Linked DNA regions of Mus musculus: all the other regions are linked to region 3. Evidence: chromatin loops called from intact Hi-C (ENCODE). Cell type or tissue: heart. All regions are shown on one strand. Region 1 has its middle 76 kb from the start of Gm51859. Region 2 overlaps Gm39816 (a long non-coding RNA gene). Region 3 has its middle 100 kb from the start of Gm22284. Region 4 overlaps Gm39816 (a long non-coding RNA gene). Region 5 has its middle 6.6 kb from the start of Ebf1. Region 6 overlaps Ebf1 (early B cell factor 1).

The links. Peaks named below come from ENCODE experiments on the same cell type or tissue, not always from the same donor. Only the 100,000 strongest peaks of a DNase experiment are listed, where the experiment ranks them.
Region 1: a loop joins it to region 3, with 6 times the contacts of the local background. A loop is called at or near these places in 26 of 42 quality-filtered maps.
Region 2: it touches region 3 in a loop (2.7-fold over the local background); 4 of 42 quality-filtered maps call a loop at or near these places.
Region 4: a loop joins it to region 3, with 2.2 times the contacts of the local background. A loop is called at or near these places in 4 of 42 quality-filtered maps.
Region 5: it touches region 3 in a loop (6-fold over the local background); 35 of 42 quality-filtered maps call a loop at or near these places.
Region 6: a loop joins it to region 3, with 5 times the contacts of the local background. A loop is called at or near these places in 26 of 42 quality-filtered maps.

The regions. Positions count from the first base shown.
Region 1 is chr11:45,010,874-45,014,873 of GRCm38, forward strand. No RefSeq gene overlaps it. Among named protein-coding and RNA genes, the nearest start is that of Gm51859, 76 kb to the right of the region's middle. In heart, no CTCF peak of the experiment used is centred here; no DNase peak of the experiment used is centred here.
Region 2 is chr11:45,734,537-45,738,536 of GRCm38, forward strand. All of the region lies in intron 2 of Gm39816 (a long non-coding RNA gene), which reads right to left. Among named protein-coding and RNA genes, the nearest start is that of Gm39816, 16 kb to the right of the region's middle. In heart, a CTCF peak has its summit at 2,305 (motif pointing left); a DNase peak (open chromatin) is centred at 2,185; H3K27ac peaks cover 397 bases.
Region 3 is chr11:45,537,634-45,541,633 of GRCm38, forward strand. No RefSeq gene overlaps it. Among named protein-coding and RNA genes, the nearest start is that of Gm22284, 100 kb to the right of the region's middle. In heart, a CTCF peak has its summit at 2,026; a DNase peak (open chromatin) is centred at 2,018; H3K27ac peaks cover 542 bases.
Region 4 is chr11:45,676,667-45,680,666 of GRCm38, forward strand. All of the region lies in intron 3 of Gm39816 (a long non-coding RNA gene), which reads right to left. Among named protein-coding and RNA genes, the nearest start is that of Gm35282, 25 kb to the right of the region's middle. In heart, a CTCF peak has its summit at 2,225 (motif pointing left); a DNase peak (open chromatin) is centred at 2,235; H3K27ac peaks cover 496 bases.
Region 5 is chr11:44,609,506-44,613,505 of GRCm38, forward strand. No RefSeq gene overlaps it. Among named protein-coding and RNA genes, the nearest start is that of Ebf1, 6.6 kb to the right of the region's middle. In heart, no CTCF peak of the experiment used is centred here; DNase peaks (open chromatin) are centred at 1,696, 2,226 and 3,846; H3K4me3 peaks cover 2,340 bases; H3K27ac peaks cover 1,128 bases; H3K27me3 peaks cover 1,184 bases.
Region 6 is chr11:45,005,864-45,009,863 of GRCm38, forward strand. Ebf1 (early B cell factor 1) reads left to right here. Exons shown (of 16, transcript NM_007897.3): 16 at 1-2,233. Among named protein-coding and RNA genes, the nearest start is that of Gm51859, 81 kb to the right of the region's middle. In heart, a CTCF peak has its summit at 2,448 (motif pointing left); DNase peaks (open chromatin) are centred at 2,438 and 3,078; H3K4me3 peaks cover 223 bases.

The DNA of each region.
Region 1 (4,000 bases), 530 kb before region 3:
TCACACGATCAATTGTTCATTCCTCAATATATTACATTCTAATCAGCCCCCAAGTTCACCCTATTGCAGGGGGAAACCTAAGCTTATTTGAACTCATTTTGCTTCTGATCTTGACCTGCCAGAGACCTTCTGCTCCATCTCAGGCAGACCTCTCTCCATGTCTCTCTGTCATCTATGGTCTCCCATCTCTGCTCTACTTATATTTTCTTGTTGTTTATGTCACAGCACACATTTATTATCCTCATAAACAGTGGGGAGACTTCCATATTGCATACACGGACCTTAGAGATGTCCTGTAGAGGGGGCAGAGGGAAACTGAGGAACACCTGGAGGTTATTGTAGTGGTCCTCTCAAGACATGAACAGCTTGGATTAGGGAGATAAAAGGGGGAAGTAGATAGGACTAAGAGATGTAAAAGAGCCATCATGGTTCAATGGTCGATGTAATATGGGAGTTAATGGATAACAAAAAAGTCAAAAGAGTAGTCACCAGTATGCATGTTGGGAGCTGGGAATGGAACCTGGGACCTCACACATGCTAGGCATGGACTTTGCTACTGAGCTGCAATGCCCAATTGAATGCTCACACCTTTGACAGAGATAGAGAGAACTTCCCTTTAAGAAGACGTTGGTCTCTCTGGCCTATTTTTCTTACTGTGGAGCCAATGATCCAATCCTTCCTATATCTTCAAATTCAGTTTCCAGAACTAGAAAGATATTGTTTTCATTTTTTTCTTTCTTAAACAAGAGCATCAAGTAGTTTTATCTGGAGAGTTACGGTATGTTGGAACTAATTTTGATCTATTTAGCATATACCCTCCCTCCCCCACCAAAGGTAGAAATTTCACATTCTGTAGCAAGAACAAAAGTTTTGAGTCCTGGAATTAACCCTCAGCCTGCTCACTATGAGCTTTCTGGAGGAAACTTCTAGTGCTGGGAATGATACTCTAAAGAAAATTTCATGCTCTACAAAGATGCAGGTGAACTGTCAATAAAATGGAAGGTGCCCTACTACACATGATTCATTCAATAACATGGATTGCTCCATGAAAGTCAGAAGGGATAAATGGAAATCAAGCTATTTCCGGGCCCTTATAGAAAGGTTTTACTTATGAGATACATTTTTATGGGAGCCTCTTTTGTGTTAAGTTCATAGACATGGCTAACGTTTTGACATGACATTGTCTTGTACGCAGTTCACACTCTGAATTTTACACACCCACACCCACACATCAGTACAAAAATAATCTCATATTTTAAGGAAGTTTTTGATTTTGTGAAGGGTAGCAATTTTGCTATTCTGGGGGCGGGCATGTGGCCCTCCATGAACCATAGATTAGACACCTCTTCAAGCTGAGAGCTAGGGATATGATGATATCATGTTGACTCACACATCTCTCTCACAGCTGCCTAGGGGAGACACAGCAATGACTCAAAGAGTCACAGCACACACTGTAACAAATGCCACTGGATCCCAACATGTCTGAGTGAATCTGTGGCACCAAGTCTACACAGACTCCACTAGCAAGCTCAATAGCCAAACTTAATGAAGCAGCAATCAAATGTCTTGCTTATATCCTCCAATGGCTATTAAAAAGAACCCAATTCTGCTTCAATACCGATTAGTGCTAATAATTAATACTGATAATTAATTCTTTGTTATTGGTCCCCTTGCTCCCCATCTTTGTTTCTTTATTCCACGTGGCGAAAGCCCTCTTTCTGTTCTTCAGGTGTTTTTATTGCTAACTTCTTCCTTCTTCACTCTTATTCACTGCTTGGTTCTTCATGACATCCCTTCTGGCAGCAAAGCTCCTTCCCCTTTAGCAGAGAAGGGAAAGGGGGAGACATTGTGCTAATCAAACATGATCTCCTGTGGCAGGACAACAGAGGGAAACAGACTCTTAATATTCAACTTTTAATAACATTTGACTTATTCTTTCTGTCTGTATTTACTTATCTATTAGCTTTATTATTTTCTTTAATTTTTTTCCTAGATCTTGATGGCTATTCTTCTTCTCTCTGGTCCAGTGATCTTGTTATTAAAGCATTCTTCTAATAGTAATTTAGCATAAATGTCTTATAGTTATTAAGCAAATTCAACTACATTGAACATCAAATACCCAAGGCTGGTAAAAATTACTTTCCAAATTATCCTTTATATACTAGCAAAATATTGTGGGTGGATGGAGGGACCAGAGAAATAGTTTTTTTGTTTTGTTTGTTTGTTTTCCTGTTTGCTTTCTAAAGGGTGAGAGAAAGAAGGTATGGAAATGGTGTGGAAATGGATGATCGGGGTAATAAGGAGGAGGATTTGGAAGAGACAAGGAAGCAGGAACCATGGCAAGAATATATTGAAATATATATATATATATATATATATATATATATATATATATATATATATATATATATGTATGGCTGCAGAGTCTATATAAACACACACTCACACACACACACACACACACACACACACACACACACACACATAGACATACATGGAGAATACCATAGGGTATTGAATAACCAATTAGAGTGTTCTTCCCTGGGGAAGATTGTTTTTCCAACTCTTACCATTCTTTAGTTGCTTGTCACTCTTTGTATAGGAGTGGGACTTCTCCCGTGTATGTTAGCATGTTGTCCTAGTTCAGCACATGTTTAGACAGTCATGTAGGTAAGACATTATGGGTATAGCTTCTGACATTCTTAGGAGACACAATCTCACACACAGCAAACTCTATGATCCTCTGGCTCTTAACATTTTTCTGTCTTCTCCAAAATGGTCCCTGAACCTTAGGTGCAGGAGTGGTATTATAGATGTATCCTTTGGGACTGGACTCTGTAGTGTGCAGTTTGATTGGTTGTAGATTTCTGGAATGGTCTCCATCTGTTGAGAAGAGAACTTTCTTTGATGTGGAGTACCAATTGCAGTTGTGGATTTAATGACAAATATTTAGGATATAGTTAGGGATTATGCTGGTTTAATAAAGTAGGCGTTGTAGGTTCTCCACTAAGATCCGTGGCTTTACCAGCCTAGGGTAAATTGATTAGTATTCCAGTACCAGGCATATCCTTCATGTTGAGTGGGTACTGAGTCCAATTAGAGAGTTGTTGGTTACCACCAAGGCATGTGCACCACTGTTGCACACGCTGAGTTAACACGCCATTCTAGCTGTGGTGGTTTACGGGCATCATAGCTGGGTAGAACTGTTGTTTGCATCATTTTGGAAGCTTGCATGGCACTTTCTGGTACCATGAAAGCTCGTCCCCAGAGAGGGAGCTTTCAAGCTCAAGGGCCTCTGGTTCTGTACCTGAATTGCATTGCATCTTCAAAAATAGGGACTTATGTTCTACCTCTGAAAGGGCAATCAAGGACAACAGTAACAACCTATAATGTTTTGAGGGTCTCTTGACCAACAACTCAAAAGAAGGCTTTTTTTTTTTTAAACCTGCTATTGGGATTTTTGTTAGTTTGTCTTTGGCTCTTGGAGAAAGCATTAGCATCCCAGAGATCAAAAATTATTTAAACTATATATTCTCATTTATGCATAAAATGGTGTATTACACGTATTTTTAGACAGTCAATGATTCTTAACTTTTTTCCAGCCACCCTTACTGGAAGTGCCCCCTTCTCCTTCTGTACTTATCTTTTCCTGCATCTCTAATTAAAGTTCCCTGTTTTTCCAATTGTCCTCTTCAGGTCACTATACTCTTTTATTCTCCTTTTCTGTTGTACCTCCTGGGGGTGGCAATGGTTCCTCTTCAGTTTCTTAGTTTTTCGCACCATGATCTCTTTCTCTATATGTTTGTTGTTGTGTGTAGAGAGGCTATTCATGTGTGTATGTTGATTCTGTGCTCTCTCACACTGTTGGCTTTGTTTAGCATTTCTAGAAGTGTCCTTAGTAGAATTTTGGGGATCACTAATGTATAATATGTCATCTATAAGTAGGGAGAGTTTGATGACTTCTTTTCCTATTTGCAACCCTTTAACTTTCTTTTGCCTT
Region 2 (4,000 bases), 200 kb after region 3:
TACCCACACACACAATTGCCAACTGTCAGTCAAGGTTCTACTGACCCTTAGCCAGACTTTCCGTTCTACATCTGACAATGATCATCTATCCACACTCTCCCTACCCCATAAAATGTCCCTGCCAAGTGTGAATCCGGGGAAGGGGCCACCCAGGTCATTTTGCTTATACTCTTAATTCTGATACGACTTTGGTACGTGCTTCCAAAGTTTTCTGCCGTCTTTTGGAATGCCTGGAACCCACAGCACAATCAGAAATAAATTCATTTCTCTTGGTGTCATTGAGATTTTTTTTTTATCTATTGCCTCAGCTAAATAAATCTACCATGCTAGATTCACACTTTAGAAACGTGCTTGAATTTGCTAACTGCTCACTAGGTGCTGAAGCCTACACTAAACACTTCCCATATATTAGCTGACAGACAACACTTCCCCACAGTGAAGATCCCATAACTAGGGCTGGTTACCCAAGCAGGAAGTGGCTCCACTTATGAGAGAGGTCATAGCAGCAATGACAATACCAGCCAGCATTTCCAGGATGCTCACAGTATGCCAAGCACCAGAACGAAACTCTTTAAACATTATTATTTGTAACCTCACAAAGATGCTCTTAAAAAAAAAAAGTTTAACCACTAGCGGTAAATTAATCTCTGGTAGGTTAATACACTCCATTTAGAAAAGACAAGAAAACCAAACGCTTTCCTAAGACAAATTTCTAATAATAAAGCTCAACCCAGTTCTCTTGCTTAGGGACAGAGAGAGAACATGAAGCTACTCTTAAAGGGGACATGATTTCCCAGGGGCACATTAGCACCATTGGATCAGAACTGGTGGGAGGATTTTTTTATACACACTTTCTAAGGAGAAATATTCTTAAAGACTGAGAAATACACGCATGCATACATGCATACACACACACATGCACACAGATGCACACACACACACGCACGCGCACACACGCTGGTTAGAGCCCTCTCAGGGATCCTTCAGGAGACAAAGCTTTGAATGTTCACTTCAAGATGCAATGCCCCTGCTCTTTGAACAAAGAAATCATCTCATATTGCCTCTGAAGACTTGGCTTGGTTTAAACTAACCTCAAATTATAGACATAGGAGGGAGAATTAGATTTTGATTTAAGGAACAGAACAGGCTGAATCGGAATGTTTTTGTAATCTTTCTCAAAGGGGATTAGAAGGTCTGGTGTATGCCTATTGGACCTCAGTGCGGCTGGATAGGTATTTTTGCTGGTTTTGTCTTGTTTTGTTTTGACTTGATTTATAGTCTAGGCTGACCTGGAACTTACTATATATCTCAAGTTGACCACAAACTCCCCCCTGAATATTAGAATTGCAATCTAGAATTACAGGGGTGCACTGCCATTCCTGACTTCCTCTGGTTTTCATGGGGGGCGGGAAAGGGGGGGGAGTTGGTAGGATTGGTTCCGTCTCATGGAACTTCGGAGTCAGGGGACATAGAAGAGGTCTCACATGAGACATCTGTATGACTGCAGATTGTTAAGTAAGTGAGTCGACACTGGAGAATTCTAAGGGCAGGAAATTTAGGACACCTGGAGCCTCTGAGTTCCTTGCTACCAGAAGGAAGAATCAATCCTTTGACACTGCAGTGTTGTCTGAGGTCATACCTCTATTTGCAGAGCGCTCCTCCAAAGGTTGCTGACAGAGTAACTGTGGAGTGATTAAGGACAGTCACTCTAAAGACATGCAGGGTTTCATGTTACCCTTCACTAAAATATAAGCCTTGAAAATGTGGCTTTGAACACACTCAGATATTTTTCTCTTCCCTATGGCAAATGTAATGAGACTATCTAATATAGGACTTGTTGAATGACTGAATTTATGTCTTGTACCTAATATTGGCATCATATCTGTGTTTGCCAACACCATTTAGTAGTTCTATTTAGCCAGAGCATCTTCAGTCATATCACACTATAGGCAGGATAGACAACAATCCTTGGGAGGCCCTGACACTGTCTTCTTGGAAGAATGCTCTCTATAAAAGGAAGGTCAAAACCCTGTGTGTGAGTGCACAGATCTGAGAATGGCCTTCCAGCAGACTCCTGGGTAGGCTTATACCCCAGGATGTAGCAGAGCCCAGGGACACAGAGACACGCTCAGATCTGCAGTCTTGGCACCCAGAGCTCTGAACATCCCTGACCTATGGTCCCTAGAGGACCACCCTGACTTTTGCAGAGATAGAAACAGCCTCTCTCTGGCACAGACTCCCAGATATAGGAGCCTCATTGGGCTAAGTCAGAATACAGCTTCAACAGCGACACCCTCTGGCAGCTAGAAGAAAAAGGCAGAATTCACAAATAACTCTCAGGTCAGAATTCTCAAGAGAAAGGTGTTTTCAGTCCCGATAGGTGAAGACCAGATTGGGTAAATGTTGGGAAACTAAATCTATTGATCTGCCTATTTCACAAATAATTATTCAAGATTTATCATGTGAAAGCCACCATTCAAAATACATAGGAAATCGCAGCAAGCCAGCTATCCAAAAATGTGTGACTATGATTCTATTGTTTGGTTATAGAGGAGCTCATCGAAGCCACTAGACAAAATTAAATTGTAATGTCAAGTTCTCTTTCATGTTCTTATCTCAGCATGCAACTTAACCCTGACCCTGACATGGGGAAACTCACACATGAGGTTGGCTATCCTCTGCCAAAAACTGGTCTCTTTGGTCTAACGAGTGACTGTAATTCTCCCAAGGAGAATACTCACCAGGGTTCAGACTGTACAAATGCAGTAGTCCCTACTGGCATGCAAATGGCCTTGTACACAGGACACACCATGTTACTGTCACTCACCAACATCTCTGTGTAACAGAAACAGTGAAGGAAAAAAATCTAAAGAGAGAAAAATCTAAGGGGTGGCCTTCAGAAAGATTGTGGTGAAATAATGTGGCATAGCATGGGGGAGAAAGCATGACAGTGTGGAGACCAAGAGGCATAGTGGGAGGACCAAGAGGCATAGTAGGAAGTGCAAGCGTCCTGCCAAGACATTAAAGAAAAGTGTAGAGAGACACAAAACCAGTTTTTCTTTTTTCAGAGTCACTGAAAGGAGAGACTAGAAGACTGTATGGTGATCAATAATGATTCAAATGACATCTCCCATTAAGACTACATGATTTAGGGGCTGGAAAGATGGCTCAATGGTTAGGAACACTGGCTGCTCTTCCAGAAGACCCAGAACTCAAACAGCCACTCACAACTGTCTGTAAAACTCCAGTTCCAGGGGATCCAACAGCCTCTTCTGGCTTCCACAATCAATGTAAATACAAGATAAACAGGTTTACATGCAGGCAAGATGCTCAGACCCATAGAAACAAAATTATTTTCTTTTTAGAAAAATGACTATGCACTTTAAAAATCCTTATTTTTACAAACACCTGAACCCATAAAAATGGGGATTCACTTTTTTTTTTCAGTAGGCAAAGTGGTTAACAAAATGGAGACAGTCTTTATTCAGCAGAGGAAGCTAACAGCTCTCAGTGAGGTTCTAATGAGTGAAAACTACAAGAAGCTTGGTAGGGTTCTGTTTCTTTCTGCAACAGTGTCTAACCTCTAACTCACAATCCTCCTGCCTCAGCCTCCCTTCACCATGTGCTAACTCCAAAGCTCTGGTTGTAAAAATACCTCTGAGAGGTACAGGAAAATGATCCAGAGATAATCCCAAGGTTTGGTCTAGCCAGCTGGGGTGTGAAAAACACATACAGTGTGGCCTAGATAACAGAGTTGCAAGATCTGTCTGAAGTAAGGGAGGGCGCAGCTGGCAGAGGACAGAGTGGGATGGGAGGTCTGTTAGCTGCCTCCTATGTGGTGTGTGCTATAAATCACGTCTAGTATCTCGTGAATTCAGTGTGTGTGTGTGTGTGTGTGTGTGTGTGTGTGTGTGTATTTAAGTGTTTTTGCATTCGTGTTCATGGACCTTAGGAAATAGTATAAGCACCAGCCCCACCACGGGAGGCAGGCAGCATCTGG
Region 3 (4,000 bases):
TGCACTAAGTATCTTCAACACCAGTTGTTTTTTTGTTTGTTTTTTTGTTTTTTGTTTTTTTTTAAGAGCGGTCTGGGAATTGAACGTTGTAGCCTTGCGCTTAGGTACCAAGCATTTGACTGACTGAGCTGTCTCTCAACCCCACAAAATGCAAAGTTTATAGATCACTTACCAAAGGCTCAAAGCAGCAAACAGACATGTGCTAGTTTACATGGTAGCGTGATAAAAAAAAATAATAATAAAATAAAATAAAAAACAAAGAAACCTCAGAACCGAACTGTGGCCACCAGACTCCAAGGACCTGTCCTTTCACCTCCACCCTAGGATGCCTTTGACCATGTCTCTCCTCTTACTCTACCCGACATCTGTCTCGAAGCAGCTTCAAACGGACCGCATCCTGATGCAATTCTTAGCCTGCAAGAGGAACGGATGCGTCTGGACTCAAAGCACCATGAACTGAACAGGGATAGCCCTCTGTCAGACAGCAGGCCCAGCAGGTAGCTAGCCTCCATCCCCGGCTGGCCGCCAACAAGAAGGCAGCTCTGGGCAAGCCCACAAAGCAGGCCAGTGTGATCTGCTCTGTGTGGCCCTGATGACTCCACCATTTGCTTAAAAGCCATGCTGTGTTTCCTAGACAATGGCTATACTCCAAGACACACATTCCGGTTTTTAAGGCTCTAATGTAAACATTCTATAAACAGCTCTTTCCCTATGCCTTTGCCCTCCCCATGAAGGCTTTTAACATATTGTTTCTGCTCACTTTTTTTTTCTCCCTTTCTAAATTCAGCTCTGCTCTCTTGCTCCCTTGCTTCTCCTTCCCTTTCTGCTTCAATGTCTCCTTGCCCATCTCCTGACTAACTTCTTCTGCAACATCCTCACTGCTGTGGCTGTGCTCCTTTGAGGAACCTTGTCTTGTCGGGGGGGGGGGGGGGGGTTCTGCAGTTCCCAGCCGTTTCTCGCTCTCTGTTTTCTTGTTTGCCCAGCAGAGCTGTCCTCCTCTGCTGGGTCTGTGTCTCCGCTTTCATGTTTACTGGAAAAGCTTCACTCCACTTCTCACCTCTTCCTGCCCCCCACCGCCTTCCCATCCAGCACCAGTGTGCCCTCATCTCTCCACTGCCCTTTCTTTCTGGATGCCTGGTCCTCCTTGTGTGATCCTTCCTTTCCCACACCCTTCACCCCCATTCTTGGTCCTCTCCTCCCTTATCCCTCTCTCTCCTCTTGCTGCCATTATGTCCCCTCCTGGTTTACACACTCCCTCTTTATCATTGTTTCCACTCCTTCTGGCTACTGATACCATAAAGGGGGTTGCAAACTCTATCCCTGGCTGCATGTGCACACCAGGAGCCTGCCTGGCAGCCTAGCATCAAAATTGCACAGAAAACTGGATCTTGGTGCCTATGTGTAGTAGCTTGGCCTTGGATAGATCTCAGTTAGAGGGCTTCAGTGTAAAGCTGGAGCCCCAGGCATCCAACTCAGGAGGCAAGATGCAGAGAGAACTGTTTCTATTTTCCAGGGCCTTTGGTCAAGTTAAGGCCACAGACCAGTTGAGGTTTCAAGGAGACCTAAATGTCATCACCTCTACCCCTTTCCTCTTCTCTGTCTCTGTCTCTCTCTTTCTCTCTCTGTCTGTCTCTCTGTATGTCTCTCTCTCTGTCTCTCCATCTCTCTGCCTCTCTCTCTCCTCCTCTCTCTGCCCCCCACTCTGTGTGTGTGTGTGTGTGTGTGTGTGTGTGTGTGTGTGTGTGTGTGTGTATGTGTGTGTGTGTGTCTTATGTATGTACTTCTCATTTTGTCTCACTTTTGTCCAGGATACAAAGGCCTTGTAACTTATCAGATTTAGCATACAACATTACCACACTACAAAATAAAATAGAAAAGATAGAAAAGAGAGTAAGAGGCACCCCGGCAGAAGGAGTTGGTGCTGCAGGGCAAAGGCTGGCCTTGCCCAGTTGTTCTGCCTTCCCCAGGCTCCAAGTCAAGCAGGACTGACTATGCCTTTCCTTAGAGTACAGCGCCATCTAGCAGATGAAATGCCAAACCTGTAGCTGAAGGCCTGGAAGCAAGTCTCCACAGATTCAGGCCAGTCAAACCGCAACTGGTCTGAAATAGCAATGTAGCCCTCTGGCCTTGTTTGATATTTCGGTCCATTTTCAACTCTCTGTTTTTCCTGAGCCTCACTCCTGAATTCCTCCAGTATGGTCTTCATTCCTAGAAAAGGCAGCAAAGTTCCAGGTGAGCTGGCAGACTTTGCCTGAAGCTAGGAAGCCCTGGGTGGCATTTTCCAAAGCAAAATAAAACGGAATTTCCTGAAGACGAGGTAATCTTCGTTCCTCATTTCTTTTTCTGTTGTTTCTTCTTTCATCCTTCTGTGAAGACCTGACTTTCAATCACCTCCACAAAGTTACTGTTTCTACATACCATTTATACTCTGTCATTTACTTTTAACTACAAACCCCAGTAGGTTGTCAGTAGCTGTCTATAATCTTTGCCAAAACGTGTGCTGAGGCATCTATAGTCAAATCCATACAGGTTCAGGTAGAGAGCTGTGAAGAGCCACCAATGTCTACGAGGAATATGGGTATGTAGGGTGGCAATGAGACTGTCCCATGTCTGTCCTCAAAGAATTGGGGCATAAGTAATGTAAATATCTCAACATTGCAGAAAAAATGTCCCAGGGCCACACATCTGAAAGCAAGCCATGTCATCTCTCAGTCCTCTCTAGCCTTTCATTTCAGGGGAGGCAAACTAAGGTCAGAGGAGGTCATGCCTAACCTAAGATCACTCACGTTCTTGTGGCATCAAGACGAGACTCCAGCTTGGTACCCTATCATTTCTGGTCCCTCTAACACCTTCCTAATTACACCCAACAGAGAAAGAAGCTCTCCTATTGACCATGCAGGATACCTCTGACCTCCATTATCACAGTGCAAGTGAGAGTCAGCCATTAAAAAAAAAAAAAAGAGTCCAGCTCAAAGCTGAAGGTTCTACCAACTCCATGGCTGCTCACGGTGCATTAGAAGAGCCTGAGGCTACATCTAAGCCTGTCCAGGGGAAACATTACCATCAATTCATGGTGTTCACCATCACTATAGACACAGAATGAGAGTCAATAAAACAACATTCTATGCTTGCTTAGTCTCTTCCAGCCCTGATACTTTGCAGTGTGTGCCTTGAGCAGAAGTCATGAGTTTCTTTCTTGAACTTGAACCAGAAATTTGGGGTTAGGGATACATAGCAGTAATCCTATGACCCACAGATAGTTTTGTACAACCATAGGCTCCCCGTCTCAGTTATAGATGGGCCCGTAGTTCAAGTCCACTGTGGTTCCCAGTGGCATGTACGTCTATTGCTGCTCCCAATTCCAGAGATATCCTATAAAATTCCAAGTCCTAGCTGATCCCTGGTAATATCCACTCCCTTGGCATAAGCAGCAGGCAAGGAGTATTCATAGGAAAGTTGCTCTTGACAACTGCAGATAAGGGAATATACCAAAACAGCCTGGGATGGGTTAACTACGAGTGAAGAAGACACTCTTCAATGTTCTCCATCATGTCAACCCTAGTGTATGGCTGATCCACAGGGCAGCTCTGAATAGACACATTTAACAAACCTGGACATTTCTTCAACAGAGGCAATGAGCCTTCGCCAGGCTCTCCCAACTCAGCTTGCAAATTCCCAGAGTTCTCCTGTTCTTGCCGCTCTTACTGCACAGACCTGCCATGGGAGAACATCTGAGAGTATAAAATTATGAACCAGAGAATCAAACTCTAATAAAATGGGATAAGGGAAAGAGAGCACTAGCTAAGAACTCGCAGATCCACTTTTTAGCTCTCTAGCCTCAGATAAGTTACTTCTGTCCTCCCAGATTTGGTGTTCTTGTGATAAAAGAAAGGACTATAGTAGCATCTACCTCATAGAACTTTTATAAGGTTAAATGAGATTAGAATCATGAAGCTGTTGTTAATATTGTTAATCCATGTCAATTTCTGGCGTATAATGA
Region 4 (4,000 bases), 140 kb after region 3:
ATACACACTTAAAAATAAGTATTTAAAAATTAGTAAAACCATGAATAATAAAAAGCCCTATTTATTTTCACTAGGGTGCAAATTTGCTTTGAACTTTAACGGGGAAATTGTGTAGTAAATAAATGCTTTAAGACTAATTTCTTCATGACTTGTTATCAGTCAGTGTTTGATTCATAGACCTATTTCTGATACCTGGAGATCTATTAAAATGTCTTGACCAACAAAGGGGGGTGGGGGGCTACAAGCTGATCAAGGTTGGGAAGCAACCTAAAGAAATAAGTAAGCCAGGCAGTGGTGGCCCACGCCTTTAATCCCAGCACTTGGGAGGCAGAGACAGGCAGATTTCTGAGTTTGAGGCCAGCCTGGTCTACAGAGTGAGTTCTAGGACAGCCAAAGAGCTATACAGAGAAACCCTGTCTCGAAAAACCAAAAAAGAAAAAAGAAAAGAGAAGAGAAGAGAAGAGAAGAGAAGAGAAGAGAAGAGAAGAGAAGAGAAGAGAAGAGAGACGGACAGAACACCTGGGACTTGCCTTTCCACCGTGTATCCAAGCTGCAATTTCAGAGTTACTTTGTAGCAGGTGGGCATCTGGTGAATATTTGCTAATGAATGAATTCTACTACACCCCTACACACTAAGTTTCAGTTTCATACTGACATTATCTATTTTTTTTTCTCCGAAAGCATCTGTTTTCCTAGCTTGGGTTCTATTGTTGTGCTAAGCACCATGACCACAAGCAATCAGCAAAGGGTTTATTTCTGCTTATGGATCCCAGGCCGTAGTCCACTGAAGACAGCCATGGCAAGAACTCAAGAGAGGAATGTAAAGACAGCAACTGAAGCAAAAGCCACGGAAGAACATTGCCTACTTGCTTGCTCTCCACAACTTGCTAGACCTGCTTTCTTATACAGCCCAGGACCATGAGTCCAGGGGTGTCGTCAGCCACAATGAGCTGGGCCCTCTCATGCCAATCAGGAATCAAGAAAATGTTCTATAGAGACTTGCCGTAGTCAATCTAATAAGACCTTTTTGTGTCTAGTTAACAACAACAACAAAAGCCAACCAGGATATCAATGAGGCCCAACAACAACTGTCTCTGAAATCTGCTTTCTGGGCTGGAGAGACGGATCATCATTTAAAGGGCATGACTCGCAAAAGGTCCCAGATCAGCTCTCAGCACCCAGGTCAGGTGACTCACAAGCACCTGCAACTGCAGCACCTAGGGACCTGAGATCACTAGCCTCTTCAGGAATCTGTACTCACATGTAGTGCGCACGAGCACACATACACACACAATTTAATTAAAAATAAAATATTATTTTTAAATCTACCTTCTAGCAACACACACACACACACACACACACACACACACACCAAAACTAGGACAATGAGCCCAAAACCAATGTAAGATTACTTCCAAGAAAACCAACTGTTCCCCGGTTGCACATTGGCTGTGGATGTTGCTGTTTCTCTCCCCTTTACTCTCTATTCAGGAAGCTATTTCAGGTGACACCATTATCATCTATGGAATTCAATAAAGCGACCTGCTCCCCCCTCCTGCCCCACCTTTACTTTCTACAATCCATCTTACAGCGGGAGACCATTATCCACTCAAACAACGTTCAGTTTCATCTGCATTACCACTTCAAGAAAACGCGCAAAGGACTCACACAAATGGGCGTGTAGTAAATTTAGTCTGTTAATAGGTTCATTCTTTATTAGGTATTTATTTCGGGAGGCGAAGTCCTAATTAGATCAAGTGGAAGCACTAAAAAGCTGTGGGAACCCACAGAGATTCTAGAATTCGATGGATTTGGTGTAGGTCTCGGGTTTTCTTTTTATTTTCTTTCTTCAGTTGGCTGGAGAAATGCACGCAGCAATTTCAGGCCCTCAGATGAGAGTTGGAAGTGAAAAAAACAAAAAAACAAAAAAACAACAAAAAAAAATACGTAAGGACCATTTGTGTGAAGAAATAGCATTTGTCTTTCTTCTAAAGTTATCGTGGGCCTGGAATCCAGGGGAAAGTAGCTCCGGAGCCAAGGGTGAGCGCAATTTACTGCGGCAGAGGAATCTAACAAAGGCGGTGGTCTAGATGTTTGGCCTGAAGGCACAATTCAATTTTCAGCTGTTGCAAAGCTATTATGTCAAAGGCTGTTTGCATAAACATAATGTTGTTGCCTGGGTAATATCAGCCAGGCAGGAGTGGAAACATCTGCCCTCTACTGCCCAAAGTAGGAATAGCAGCCTGACTCCCTCACCACCTCAAATTGCTGATATATATTAAGTATATAGACACATAGCCCCGAAATGGCGGACCATCGCCGGAACTTTCTGAAATTTTTCCCCTGCTGGCTTTCAAACCGGAAATGGTTATTTGGTTTTGTTTCAGTGGACTGAGGATGTGAGGAGCTGGATGACGATGTGGGAATCTGTAAGAAAGCCATTTCCTTTCTGAGAGTTTGTAAAAACAATCCCCTCACGCTCTCATCTGCCCACCCACACATACACATATGTGTTTTTTTATCATCACATTGATATTTAATATGTTTCTACTGTAGGAAGGAAAAATAGGCAGTGACTCACAGAGGGGAAAAAAATCAATACATTTCAGTCAGAATAGGCTAGAAATATCACCATTTAAAAAGAAGTTTAATGTTTATGAGAGCCAGAGTGGAACAGGATGTCTTCTCAGTTTCACACAGAAATGTCCGTGTTTCCTCGGGCTTCGCCTCTCTTTGTCCTCTTCTGGGGGTGAGGATTGGGGGGCGGGAACCTTGGCTAAGTGGCGCAGTCAACATTTTACACTCTTAGAGAAGAGTGTGTAATGCTTGGATGTTCGTCCCAAACACAGATGGGGCTTGGTGAGACATGACAAGGCCACTCTGGTCAAGGGTTTTCAGATGGGATGCTGCTGGAGGAGTGGGGCCCCAGACCAAGAGGAAGGGCAAGGGCAAGCAGGAGGAAGAGGTGTTGAGAGAACACTCGTGTGAAGCCAGCACGTCACATCGGTCCAGAAACAGGTGTGGAGGAGAGCACACAGCCAGTGACATTAATCCCAATTGCCAAGAGCCAATCCCCAGGTGGACCCTAACTTCTTTATCCTGAGGTGTGTCTAAAGGCTTTATCCCCAAATGTCCAAAGTTGGCTCACTATTGGACACAAGTTATACCCTGGTATCTAGTAAGGTCATTGCATAAAAACTGAACAGCTGGGGCTAGGGAAGTAGAGTCAGTCAGTAAAGTACTTACCGTGCAAACATGAAGACCTGAGGTCAGATCTCCAGAACCCATATGAAAACCTGGGTACAGCAGCCCATACCTGTAACCCAAGCAGTGCACTCAGTGAGATTCAGGTTCAAGGTAAGAACCTGTCCCAAAAATAAGGTGGAGAACAATTGAAGAAAACATGCACACACATGCACAAATACACACAGAGAGAGAGACAGACACATTACAAATAGAATATTATGTTTACCCTGTAAATAGAAGTAGAATATACATTCTGCCTGGAGTGTGCAGGCAGAATTTACAACATAATGGATTCATGGGTCAGTGAAAGAGATCATTGTCCATCAGATAAGGCAGTCCAGCTAACTCAAAAACAGATTCCTTTCAAATGTTAGGGGCTGGAGAGGTTCACATTAGGCAGAGGTCATATACTTTTTATGTTTTACAAGCAGAGGAAGAGTTAAGCGTCACTCAACAATGTATGACTTGCCAGTGATGGCTTGGATCCTTAGCAGATAACACGTTTACGTTCCGTGACAAAGCAAGTTTGGGTTCAAATCTTAGAAGTTCTAGTGGCCACCTGTGTGACACTGTGACTTCATCTTGCTGTGCTTGGACGTCTACCCTGTGGGGTCACTTGAGAGGATTAGGCAAGAAAACCCAGTATATCTGAGGCACTTTAAACAGTGCCTGGAGTTGAGTGAATGACCTATAAGTGCTGAATGAAATCCACATTGAGTACCCACAATACAAAGAAGAGGCTCAGGTGGCTCCA
Region 5 (4,000 bases), 930 kb before region 3:
CTAGTAGATTCATTTTGTTTGGTGTGTTAGTTGGTGACTATCAGTAATTACGATTTTCGAGCTGTGAGCCCAGTGCTCACAAATGCTGCATTTGTGCTGGTTGCAGCGTGGAGCAGTACATCGGGTATGTAGCATCCACGTCTCTCCTTTGTCCCTTACAGTAAACTGACTTTTAAGAATAAGGAGGTTGGGGAGCTGGAGCAATGGCTCACTGGTTAAAAGCACTTGCTGCTCTTGCAAAGGACCTAGGTTTGGTTCTCAGCACCCACATGACAGCTGTCTGTAACTTCAGTTTCAGGGTATCTGCCTTCTGTGTCAGGAGGCATGGTTATGGTGTATATACATACATGCAGGTAAGATGTGAATACACATAAAATAGAAATAAATTTAAAATATTTTTAATTTAAAAAAAAGATGAAGGAAGGATGACTGGCTTGGCTAGGGTCCCTTGGGTAGAGAGTGGTGTAATATGCTTTGTTAGCAATCCTTGCGTGCGATATGCTGTAATATGCTGTGTGCGATATACTGTAATTTGCTGTGTGTTATATGTTGTAATATGCTGTGTGTCATGTGTTGTAATATGTTGTGTGTGATACGCTGCAATGTGCTGTGTGTTATATGTGCTATAATGTGCTGTGTGCGATACACTGTAATATGCTCTGTGATAGGCTGTAATGTGCTGTGTGTTATATGCTGTAATACGCTGTGTGCAATACACTGTAATATTCTATGTGTGATAGACTGTAATATGCTGTGTGCAATACACTGTAATGAGCTATGTGTGATAGACTGTAATATGCTGTGTGAGCAAACAAGGTGCTTGATAATAGCAGTCCTCTTCCTGTCTCCGTTCTCCAGAGCAATGGGTTTACATGAATGCTGACTCTGAGCCTTGTCTGGCCACATGGCCTGAGGCCATAGAGCTGATGAAGTTGGCAAGACATAGAGCTGCTAAAGGTGTGTTCTGGCATCAGATAGACTAACCTGGGCTCATGACCTTGGCTGGGCACTTTAGCCCCTCTAACAATGGCTTCTTCATGTAAATAATAATAATAATAATAATAATAATAATAATAATAATAATAATAATAAATAGTCAAGGCTTGGTATGTAGGATGATTAAGTAAGACTGCCTTATGCTTAGCATAAAACATTGGATCAGAGACTCCCTCACACACGCTCAGCAATAAGTTCTAGATTGGGTTGATGTTGAAGAACAATTTTCGACATTATTGAGGAGTTGCTTGATCAGGGAGGGAAGCGAGACTGTATTTCTGACAGTGTGAACTGAGCCTTAGGGGAAGCTGAGGAAAGGTACCCATGGGCTGTCTTGGAGAGAGAGGTTCATTTAGGCAACCTTGGAGATTGAACCCTGACGGGTGGGTAGTCCAGAAGTGTTCAAGGTGTGCCTGGGAAAATGAAGAACTTATTAACCGAATAAAGAAATGTTGAGTGTGAACCAGCATTGGGAATTTATAGGCTGGGGACCTGCAAAGTCTCCTTCTCGAGCGGCAGTACCGCAAGGGAGCTAGGGGATCGCGAGGTGGCGCTGTGACTCCACCTTGGAAGACAATTCTGGCCAGCAAGTAGCCTGCACTATGGAATCCGCTCAGGACTTCTTTCTTGGTCGCGCTGGTCGGCTTGGTTGGGTCTTTGTAGCAGCCAAGCAAATCAACAGCGATAAGGGGAATGAACACACAAGCAAATCTCCCGGAAGCGGTCTCTTTTTGGACGCCGCATCAATAATCAGAAACTGTCCGCGAGGAACCATTAAGAGCGCGGAACTGTCCAGCAGGGACCGTTGCGCTCTCAGTTCGGGTAATTTGTGGGTGGAAATTACACCTGGTCTGCAGGGAGCTGAGCTGGGCGCCCACCCCCGGCCTGTGGCCATGCCCTGCGCTCCTCCAGCAGGCTCCCTCCCACCCGTAAGGCCAAGGGACCTGCAGTCTCACCGCTGCCCTTGACACCTCGATTTCCACGCAGCCTGCTGCTTTCGCCTAGCTGGACTTTGATTCTTAGGATGTCTTTGCGGCAGTTAACACACACAAGTGCGGGCTCAGACTCGCGTGTACGATCTTGCTCGGTACCCAAGTTCTGTGCTTGCACACTGTACTCACATAAACTATGTCTTCACGTGACTCTCATGCACACTCGAGATAGAGGTGCACCTGTGCACCCCTTGGGCCCGCACTGAAGCACGCGCGCTCACACGGAGCCAAGAATGCACTGTTCAGACCCTCAAATAATGTAGCTGAGGCTCGCTGATTGAAAACCCGTGTCTGCATTCACACCACAGGCACTTTAAACAAAGCTACCAATAAGGACCAGGAAGCGCACAGCGCCACCGCGCAAATACCCAGAAAGCTGCCCCCAAAAAAGGAGCACACAGTTTTTCTCACTTGGGTATCCTGAACCCACCTCTCGAATGCGCTTTTCCTTTCTTAACTTTCCTTTAGGGAAACAGGCCCTTTTCTCTCTTAAATCTTTATAGCCCCCCCCCCCAACTCCCTGCTTTTTTTTTTCTTTCTTCCATCTCAGTTTGTTTTAAAACTTAAGCAGTGTTAACTTATAAACTGCTGGAGAGCTCCCTTCTAAAACCCTTGGATACCCCACCCCACCTCCTATGTGGAGAAAGCCAGCTTTAGTCTCCTAGGCAGATAAGCAAAATTCTCAAAGTGGGGTACCAGCTGAACTCCACCCCTGGGCGGCACCAGCCTAGAGTTCTTTTTCTGGAACACCACCAGCTATTTTCTCTCAACTCAGAATTACGTCGGGTTTTAGCTATCCGTGCTCAGACCAAGACTGAACCATGTCCCCCCAACCCACAATTAAAACACATGCTCAGCTGTTCTGATTTCTGGCCTGTAGTGGACATCGTGGACATCGGACATCATAGCAAAGTCCTGTACTTAAGGTCGTTTCATTAGGCAAGCTTAGACCTTAGCTGGGACTGGGAGAGGACGTGACACAGCTAGGGCTGGAGCTGGCACGTCCCTGGGGAGTCCTGTCTGGGAAGGAGAGGGGAAAGGCACCCACTTACATTACAGCGCAAACTTGTTTTCAAATAATCATATTCGTTAAGATTTTCCTGAAACTACACTCTCCTGACTTCTGTGTGGTTTGTCCTCACCGTGACAAGCGCCCTCTCTCTCTTTCACTCTGCTCCCCTTATCTCCCTCCCCCGCTATGTGTAACCAGGACTCAGTGCACCCAAGAATTCTAGTGGTGTTGAATAGCCCTTAGCTGCCTCTGCCGGGTGGAGGTTTGACTCCAAGGTTAAGAGCACTGGTCCCTGAGACAATGTCTTGGTAACTTTATTAGCGGTGTGGCAGGAACAAGATTTCATTCGCTTCCGCTTCTCTTAAAAACCCTCCGTTTCCTCACCTGTACAATGGGAGTGGACTGTAGTCGCGATTGAGTAATTTCATGTCCGGTAAACCTAGCAACAAATGGGATCTATTTATTGTCTGGGACGATCCCGGGGGAAACCCGAGAGAGGCCTCAGCTCGTTCTGAGAGGGGACAGTTTTGTGGAACCGCACCGCGCCTGGTCCTACCCACGTTGACTGCAGTCTCTGCGACAGAGCCTTAGAGATTGTTTAATCGTTCTCTACCTCCTGCGAGTGGCTGTCACCCTCTTCTTCAGTTTTCTAGTTGGTTCCAAGAAAAGGAGGGTTATCCCAGGGACAGAGACTGGATGAGCAAAGGAGGGACTTTTCCGGAGCGCCGCGAGGTCGCAAGCCCGGATCAGAGTCCGGATTTCCGGTGGCGTTCTGGCCTGCGGCTCCCACGCTCCCCACAGAGGTGGGTGAATGCCACCCGGGGACAGACCAGGGTTTAGTGGGCGCGTGGGTCCCAGTGTTCGGCAGTCCCAACACGCATCCGTGGTATCTTCCCATCGCCCTCGCCCTTGCCTGGCTGCACCCCGCTTTCCCAGGACTCCAGGTCGCTACAGACTCTACCGGGTTCCCTTGATAGTGGCCTGGCTTCGGCCTGTCCCA
Region 6 (4,000 bases), 530 kb before region 3:
CACACGGGTCTATACCCGCAAGACTCCGCAAGGTCCCAAATCACACAGGGGTCTGTATCCGCAAGACTCCGCAAGGTTGGAAAGTTCTATATTCAGTCAACAGGTAAAGTGCTTTGGAGTTCAGTGTGAAAGGAAACTGGGAGAGAGGAAGGGAAGGTTGAGGCTTCAAACTCAGCTTTCTATGGGAAATTTTGCTTTCAACTGGGAAGTGTTCTTAAAGAATCCATAGCAAAGATTCAGCCAGCAAGGCTCTGAGGGGGCGTGTTCCTGCTGACCTCTGCCCTTCTGTTTCTGTATGTAGTTATAAATACTGTAGATTTCTTTTGTGATTTTTTTTTTGCCAAAGTTGTTTTATTTATACATTTTAATGTCTTAAGATTTTCGATCTCACACACGCAAAGAATTATACTGCATATTTTGCAAAGAAATAAAAAGCGCACTACCTTTAGCTTGCACATACTTGCAAAGTTAATTCAAAGGCTTTCTGTTTGTTTGTTTTAATGGGGATTTTGTAAAATATCCATATAAATAATGTATTTATCTTTGGAATTTGTACATTGCTTTTCTCTCCTTCCTCCCATCCCCCACCCCTAGTTTATTTTGTGTGTGTGTTTGCTTTGTGAACAGTGCGCAAGTATAGTTTGGTCACTTATAGTTGTATTAGCTGTTTCAATGTGATTTTTAAACAATTCATTTATAGGTATTTTTAGTATTGTTTTAAACCATGCTTCATTTTTTTATTTCCACCCAAAAGCCATTGTCTATTTTTGTATTATTTGTAAGTTAAGAAGTTTTTTCCAATATATGGCAAAAAAATAGTAGCATATTATTCTTGTAGTATTTAGTTCTGTAGATTTAAAAATAATGTACCCTTTGCTTTGGAAGCATACAAAAACGCTGTTTTACTCTAGTAATATGCATGGAATCTCTCCCTTTGGAGTGACGCATTTTGTGCATTAAATTTGGGGGAGAAACTTCATAGAGATCAATGAACATACTTTCTTTCTTAAGTCTGCTTGTATATTCTCTGTCTTTCACATAAATATAAACCAGCAGATTGGATGCCTTAACAATGCAAATCATATCCATTTCACCTGTACATTGTACTGTGCACCCCCCCCAACTGTCAGCCATCACTAACATTCTAAGAAAAAAAAAAAAGAAAAAGAAGAAAAAAAAAGAGAGAAATCGAAAAGCACAAAAGAACTGTTTTGTTACTTTAAGACAATGTTACTTTTTCTAGTAGAGCAAGAGAACATTAACAAAGCTGCGACTGTGCATGCCCGGATGGATTTCAACGGTTTTCACTAGACTGTCAGAGTGCGGATTTTTATGGGTTGGGGAGGGGAGGGGAGGGAAGTTGGGGGGGTTGGTAGGGGAGGGGAGGGAGGAAAGCTGATTTTTCATGGTGAGAAATAATAATAATGACAACTGATGATAATAATAATAATAATAAAAATAAAAAGAAACTGGAAAAAAATATAAGCAAGGTTTAGCATTGCTTCTCCGTACTCAGAAAGGTTGTCTGAATTCGTGTGGTAAGCGCTGGCCTCAAGATGTCTAACGTCTAAAGCCATATTTTGTCTGGTGAGCCAGACAACTGTCTGCAAAGGAACGAGCAGCAAGCCGGTGAGGTGTCCGGCTCAGACCCTGACAAAAGACGCCACCAATCTGTTAGCCACGTGCTGTGACGTGATGAGAACTTTACTGGAAAGCCCAAAGAGCCTTTAAAAAGAAAATGTGTATCAATTGTGTTTTGTTACTTCTGTTTGATTAGCCGATGGAGAAGTAGTTTGGTTTTAGGAACCACTTTCTTCTACACAAAATCTTGTTTTTAAGTCCCTTTAAGATATAGCCCCCTAAATACAGAATATGGCTTTTAAAAAGAAGATGGAGTAGAGAATTCAATTCAGATTTCCGTTTTGGGGGAAGAGCCCTGCCTCTGGATGACTGGATATGTCCACGCCATGCCCGGCCTCACAATGTAGGATGCAGCTCCATGAACTCATTCTGCAAATCTTTCACCTTCTTTTCAAACGTTTTCAATAGACACACACTGTACAATCCAATTGTTAGAGCACTCAACTACTGTAGAGATTGTTATATTTCATTCTTTTTTATTTCTTTCTTTCTTTTCTTTTCTTCTCCTTTTTTTTTTTCAAAAATTCAAACTGTAAAAAACTTTTCAACGTTCACGATATTTAATTAAAGTTACTTCCTGTCTGTGATAGCAGCTCCTAGTGGCGTGTTCATTTCTCTATGGCAGAAGAGAAGAGCAACACTCAATGGACTGCAAAAGGCCCGGGTTTGCTATTATTCGGGCCAGTGTTAACACCCAGAGAGAATTAGCCTAGGCCTGGGGCACCCACTTCCTTTCTTTGTAGGTCCCACCGGGATCTGCTAATTTGGAATGCAAATTGAACACGCACAGCGTACTGCTGCCCTCTGCTGGCATGAGCCAGGTGTGCACGTGCTGGCCCACATTGGTGGCAAGAGCCCCCAGTCCTATTGTCAGTGAACAGTGAGATTCCCCCCATGATAGGGGCTGAATTGGGAATCCAGGAACTGGTCATTCTAGAACACCATCCTCTGCCCTGGAAGGCTGAGCTAAACTCTTCCTATGCAACTGCTAATTAATCCCAGTGTGCCTCCTGGTCAATTAATTATGTGCCCTGGCTTGCTGATGAGACGTGTGACTAGAGAACATATATATATATATATATATATATATATATATATATATATATATATATATATATGTATATATATATATGTATATATATATATATATAAACTTTGTGTGGATAATAGTTTTTTTTTTCTTTTTCCTGGTTGACAAAACCACATCTGTCTGGAATTGAAAGTTACAGGCACTCAGTCGTTGTGCAAACTTCATAGGTCCACAGAAGATATACACACATCTGGGACCGGGTCATTTAAGGATACATCTTTCCATTGTACGTTCCATGTCTTCACTAATTTTGCAATGACTGGACACGATGAGGTTAATGGCGCTTACAAAATGCCTCGACCAACAGAAACTCCATGGCCAGACCTAAGAGGGTGTCCCATAACCACCAGCACATTCATTTGTGGGAGGCACTGCTATGGCACTACCCTGAAATACAGCCCAAGGTAAGGTCATGAAAGGCCACCCCATGTAAGCCAGAACATACAGAAGCTGCTGTCCTGTCTCCATGGAGACTCCTACCTGATCAGCTTGGCCATCCCCTATTTTTTCAATTCTGTATCAGTTGCAGAGGAGAAACACTGAGCAAAAGGTTCAGGATGACTTCAGGATGCATGTGGTGCCAGACAAGACAACCCGCTTCCACGTCATCCATGTCTATGATGCTTAAACTGCAAGAGGCAGACATATGCCAGAGCTCCACAGAATAAAAACAGATAACCACACTCTGAATTGGCTTAGAACTCCGTAAGGCCTACCTCTTGACAGCATTCATTCATTCATTCATTCATTCACTCATTCATTCATTTGTTCCCTTAAACCTCAAGCATTTGGCATGCCTATGACCCTTGATGAGGAGTAGTGGACCCATTCGTAAGAACACTGGCATTGTTCCCACTCTTGGCGCTTACAATAGAAAAATTGACATAAACCCACAACACACATAACATCTAACGAGGGTATTGAGGTCCGAGTCAAGAATGCTTTGAAGGTATAACATCGTGAGGTCTGACATAATCTAAGGACTTTCTGGAAAAGTCTTCTAGAGAAAGTAGTAGTTGAGCTGAGGCAGAAAGAGTGAGCAGCCGAGGCAGAATGGCTGACAGTGTGATGACTGAACTTGAAGTAAGATGAAGGGCACCCAAGAGCAGAGAGACTGTGTGAGTGGAGTGCACAGATGCCCACAGTGACTTTGTGGGGCACAACGACTCCAATTCACAGCATATTCTGGGCACCTAGCATGGGTTTGGTGTGTTAGATGCTAAGGAGCCAATCAGCTGAGGTGCCTTCACGCAGAGCCTCTGACAAACT